Regions from separate parts of the Homo sapiens genome. Here region 2 is linked to region 1. A link is a loop called in an ENCODE intact Hi-C map of the cell type or tissue named here. Cell type or tissue: heart right ventricle. All regions are shown on one strand.

Region 1 (2,500 bases):
TGATCATCTTGGGCACTAGGACTGCATCCAGCAGCTGCTCATCTGCCAACGCCCATGTTAGAGGATCTGTTTCCAGCCAGCATGGGCAGTCTGAGTGATTCCAGGAGGATTCCAGGGTTCTCAGTAGAAGTCTGGTCACCTTGGCTTTCTTCTCCGCAGCTCTGGGCAGGGCCGGGGGCCTGTCACTGGTCGGGGGATTTAGGAGACCACGCAAACACCCACTCCACTCTGGATCTCCAAGCTGCCAGGCCCCCTCCTCTGAAATCAGGGCTTCGGGAGTCCATGGTCTGATCCACCCTCCCAGCCTCTCTCCACACCTGCCTTCAGTGGTCTTGGCCCTGTTTCCTGACCCTTTCGTGTTCTCCCAGCCTCTCCACATCTCGGAGTGTCTCTTTCTCTCCCTGCTGGACTCCAGGATCTATCACCTTTGCCCTTCTTCCCTGTGCAACCCCCTGCCTGTCCCAATCAGGACTGTATGCTCATCCTGACCCTCTGTCCTGGCGCCACCTGCCCTGAGGCCACCCAGACTGGAGAACTGGAGGGTTTGTGCCTCCCCATCTCCTCTGCCTGGCTAGAGGCCCCAGGTCCCGCGGGTCCTGCCTCCCTCCATTGTTTCTGCCCAAGTCGTGGCTGCCTGGGTCGTCCCCAGCCCTGCAAGTCTGTGTGGCTCAATTCTCCCCAGCCACTGCTGCCCCCAGAAGGCAGCAAACCTTCCTCCAGTTCCTCCAGGACAGCAATGAGCCATGGGCAGGGTGGTCAGCATGCCAGGGCACTCCTGCTGCTAAGCCATAGTGGTGGCCACCTAAGGTCCAGCAGGGGCAGCAGGCTGGTCACTGGTCCCAGAAGCAATAGCATGCCTGAGGGTTGTACAGAGTGAGGCAGGGGCAGAAGCGGGTGCCAGAAGGGACTGGGCCGCCCTCCCCAGGGTCCCTGCTTCCATGCTTCCTGCCTCATGGTGTTGTGTCTGAGCAGCCTTGTCTTCACCACACCACAGCAGCAGGAGTGTGTGGTGGACACAGATGGCGCCTGCTTGTGTCTGCCAGTTTCCCCGCTACCGCTGCCAGGGAATGCCAGCTGGAGGAAGGCAGGAGTAGATAGGGTATGACAGAGGCCGGAGGCCAGCCCTGTCGGGGTGTGGGGGAAACGGGACAGGCATGGTTGCCCTGGGCTCTCTCCCAGGGGAGGGGCTGCTTTCCAGACCTCGCCTTTCCACAGATGACCCAAGGTCTCTGCCTGGGTGGGGCCGTCGGAGGCTCTGTTGTGTCAACTGTGATGTGATGTTCTCCGGATCCTTGTCGGGCCTGGCTCCAGGGTCTGGGCTCAGACACGGAGGCTGCAGGGTCGGAGAGCAGGGCCACATGACGGCTTGGTGGTCCAGGAGGCCTTCTGAGGGAAGGGCCCTGGCAGCGTGTGCGGAGGCCTGGGATTGGGGTTGGGATTGTTTAGCCAGCTGGAGTGCCCAGGAGGTGAGATGAGAGAGGCCGGGAGGGCCTGTGCTGCTGGCTGCAGGTGGAGGATCGGCTGAGCCGAGCGGGGAGGCTGGAGTTTCCTACAGTTGTAGGGCTCTGTGCCCCCTCCCACCTCTCCTCCTGTCCCGGCCCCACCAAGGCTTCTCCGATGGGTCTCACAGGCTGCGCCCCCCTCCATCCTCCCGTCCCATCTTTAGCCGTGGGTGGGGCCTGTGCCTGGACGACCCTCCTGCCAAGGACATTATCGACTTCCCCTCGGTGCCACCTGGCGTCCTCTATGATGTAAGCCACCAGTGCCGCCTCCAGTACGGGGCCTACTCTGCCTTCTGCGAGGACATGGATGTGAGTGGGGCCGGTGTGGGTGTGGGGGTGTGGGGACCCGGCAGGAGGGCTCAGGGGGCAGCTCTCACCAGCCCGTGGATGCCAGCCTGGGAGCAACCTCTCCTGGCCTGGGCTGCGCCCCTGAGTGACACTGTGAGACGTCAAGTGGCCTGTGGGAGAGGCCAGGGATGGGCGGCCACAGACCCAGCTCTGAATTCTGGGTCAACCATGGACCAACTGTGACCCTTCGGACAAGTCCCTTCGCCTCTCTGGAGCTGGCTTATAAGAGGGAAAAGGAACCCCTGTGGAGAGGGTCTGTTTATCCTGGCGAAGATCGCCTGAAGTGATCTTCTAACAGGAGTGTTTCCAGAGGAGGGGCTGGGCCGGGAGAGGTGTGGACAGCTGGGGACCGCTCTGAGCAGCGCAGCCCCGGGCGCCCCACACCACCACATGGTCCGGGGAGGAAGGTGGGAGCAGGCACACAAGAAGGAACCTCTGGGGGTCTGTGGGCCCCTGCCATGTGGAGGGGTGCCCAGGGGACCCTTGGGGACAGGGAGGGGGGCAGGGTGGGTGGCGGCACTGGGGAGGGTGTGAGGGTATGGCCCATGCCCTCCTCCTCGCAGAATGTCTGCCACACACTCTGGTGCTCTGTGGGGACCACCTGTCACTCCAAGCTGGATGCAGCTGTGGACGGCACCCGGTGTGGGGAG
Region 2 (2,500 bases), 800 kb after region 1:
GTGGGTACCACTACAGCTTAGTAGGAGTGCCCTGGCATGCTGACCACCCCACCCACGGCTCATTGCTGTCCTGGAGGAACTGGAGGAAGGTTTGGGGCCCTCTGGGGGCAGCAGTGGCTGGGGAGAATTGAGCCACGCAGACTTGCAGGGCTGGGGATGACCCAGGCAGCCACGACTTGGGCAGAAGCAATGGAGGGAGGCAGGACCCGTGGGACCTGGGGCCTCTAGCCAGGCAGGGGAGATGGGGAGGCACCAACCCTCCAGTTCTCCAGTCTGGGTGGCCTTAGGGCAGGTGGCGCCAGGCCAGAGGGCCAGGATGAGCATACAGTCCTGATTGGGATGGGGGTGGGGGGGTTGCACAGGGAAGAAGGGCAAAGGTGATGGATTCTGGAGTCCAGCAGGGAGAGAAAGAGACACTCTGAGATGTAGAGAGGCTGGGAGAACACAAAAGGTTCAGGAAACAGGGCCAAGACTACTGAAGGCAGGTGTGGAGAGGGGCTGGGAGGGTGGATCAGACCATGGAATCCCGAAGCCCAGATTTCAGAGGGGGCCTGGCAGCTTGGAGACCCAGGGTGGAGTGGGTGTTTGCGTGGTCTCCTAAGTCCCCCGACCAGTGACAGGCCCCTGGCCCTGCCCAGAGCTGCGGAGAAGAAAGCCAAGGTGACCAGACTTCTACTGAGAACCCTGGAATCCTCCTGGAATCACTCAGACTGCCCATGCTGGCTGGAAACAGATCCTCTAACATGGGCGTTGGCAGATGAGCAGCTGCTGGATGCAGTCCTAGTGCCCAAGATGACCACGTGCCAGGCTGGTCCCGGGTGCATACCCTCTCATTTGCTCCTCACAACATCCTGGGCAGACTCTACCATCATCTCCCCTCATGCACTCAGGGCCCATATGTCACTTGCCCTGGGTCGCGCAAGAGAGATGTGATGGCCAGGATCTGGAGCCATGCCCAGGCTGCCTGCACCAGGCTGTGTCTACTCACTGGGCTGCCTGCAGTGCCAGGCTCCTCCCATTCAACCGCGAGCCTGGCCTCAAATACTTCACCCCAGATACAAGTTCAAAACCATGGCAGTGAGGCCTGGCGGGGAGAAAGGAGTGTCCCCAAGTGCTCCTGGGGCTTGGGGCTCCTTGAGCCTTCCTGGGCCTGCACCCGGGGCAGAGTGTCAGCAGCGGGTGGTGGGGTCAGCTGGCCCTGGGCTCCCTCCTTCCCGCTAGCATTCCGTGGCTCGAGGAGGTAGACTGGGGGCTCACCCATCCCAGCCAGGGGGTCCTCTGACCCAGGGGCTGAGGGGTCCAATGCACCTCATCCCGGCACCAACAGTCCCTGGGCTGCAGCCCAGCCCTTCTGCTTCCTGGCTGCCCCAGTGCTGACTCGCTGCACATGTGGCTCCTGCGGGCCTGCTGTTGGGCAGCTGAAGCCACAACAACCTCTCAGCCCACCCTGGGTGTGTGGGAGAAGTCGGGAGCATGAGGCGACCCTCACAGAATCCACTGTGAGAATCAGGCCGAGGTGCTGTCTTGGGAGTCAGAAACCCAAGTTCTACTCTTTGCCTGGCTATAGATGCTGTGTGGCCTTGGGCCTTCACGTCCTCATCTACAAGAGGCTGATCCCAAGCTACAGGGGTATAAATAGCAGTGTCTTCTTGGGAAAAATCACACAGGCGGCCGGCAGCCAGCCCTTCCTTCCTCTGGCAGGCTCACTGCCAGGTCCTCTGCGCTGCCGACACACCCGGATCCCCAAACCCGTCAGCCCTTCCCCTCCACGCCCCTCCTTAAGCTAATTATAGCGGGGCTGGGCAGTCCCACAAGAGGTCAAAGGAGACAGTAGGTGACTCCGGTCAGAAGCCTCACTCTCACTTTGAGACTGCAAAGAGCTGCCTGCCACTGACAGGAGAGACCTGGGGGCCCGCTCCCCTGGCCACCCCTGGGATCTGGTCATGAAGTCACTGAATGGGGGGTCCACGGGGTGAAGTGAAGGACCCCACATGTGACCCAGCCTGCCTCTCTCCCTGTAGAAATGCTGGCTTTGAGGAAAGCAGGGACCAGGGCCTCCCCTCCTCCCCACCCAGGTCCAAGTTGACACTGGTGAAATGCTGTGACCTCTCCCCAGGGTCCCTTAAAGCACCTGTCAGTCCGGAAAGGTTCTTAGAGTTCTTCAGGTCAACCCTCTTGGACAAGCTCCAGAAGCTACCCTCCAGTGCCCCCCCACCACCTCCTGAGGGTTCTTCTGCCCCACCCTATACTCGCATGGCCCTGGCCTCTGCCCAGCCTGCCCTCCACTTACAGCAGCACCCTTCTTCCTCGGCGTGGAAGCTGGCCTTTAGAAGGCAGGCTCCTTCTCCGAGTCACTGTTCCTGAACCCAGGAGGGCTTGGTGCCCCTCTCCCCATTCCTACAGACCCACGAGGACTGCATGCCTCAGTGCCAATCATCCCCAACTGTCATCTGTCCATCTCCCCATGGTGTGAGGGCCTGGAGGACAGGCACCTGGAGGT

What was found. Peaks named below come from ENCODE experiments on the same cell type or tissue, not always from the same donor. Only the 100,000 strongest peaks of a DNase experiment are listed, where the experiment ranks them.
Region 2: it touches region 1 in a loop (9-fold over the local background); 13 of 110 quality-filtered maps call a loop at or near these places.

What each region holds. Positions count from the first base shown.
Region 1 is chr15:78,776,755-78,779,254 of GRCh38, reverse strand. ADAMTS7 (ADAM metallopeptidase with thrombospondin type 1 motif 7) reads left to right here. Exons shown (of 24, transcript NM_014272.5): 9 at 1,667-1,811; 10 at 2,414-2,500. Among named protein-coding and RNA genes, the nearest start is that of ADAMTS7, 33 kb to the left of the region's middle. In heart right ventricle, no CTCF peak of the experiment used is centred here; a DNase peak (open chromatin) is centred at 1,064; H3K27ac peaks cover 1,183 bases.
Region 2 is chr15:77,972,686-77,975,185 of GRCh38, reverse strand. No RefSeq gene overlaps it. Among named protein-coding and RNA genes, the nearest start is that of TBC1D2B, 100 kb to the left of the region's middle. In heart right ventricle, no CTCF peak of the experiment used is centred here; a DNase peak (open chromatin) is centred at 955; H3K27ac peaks cover 1,438 bases.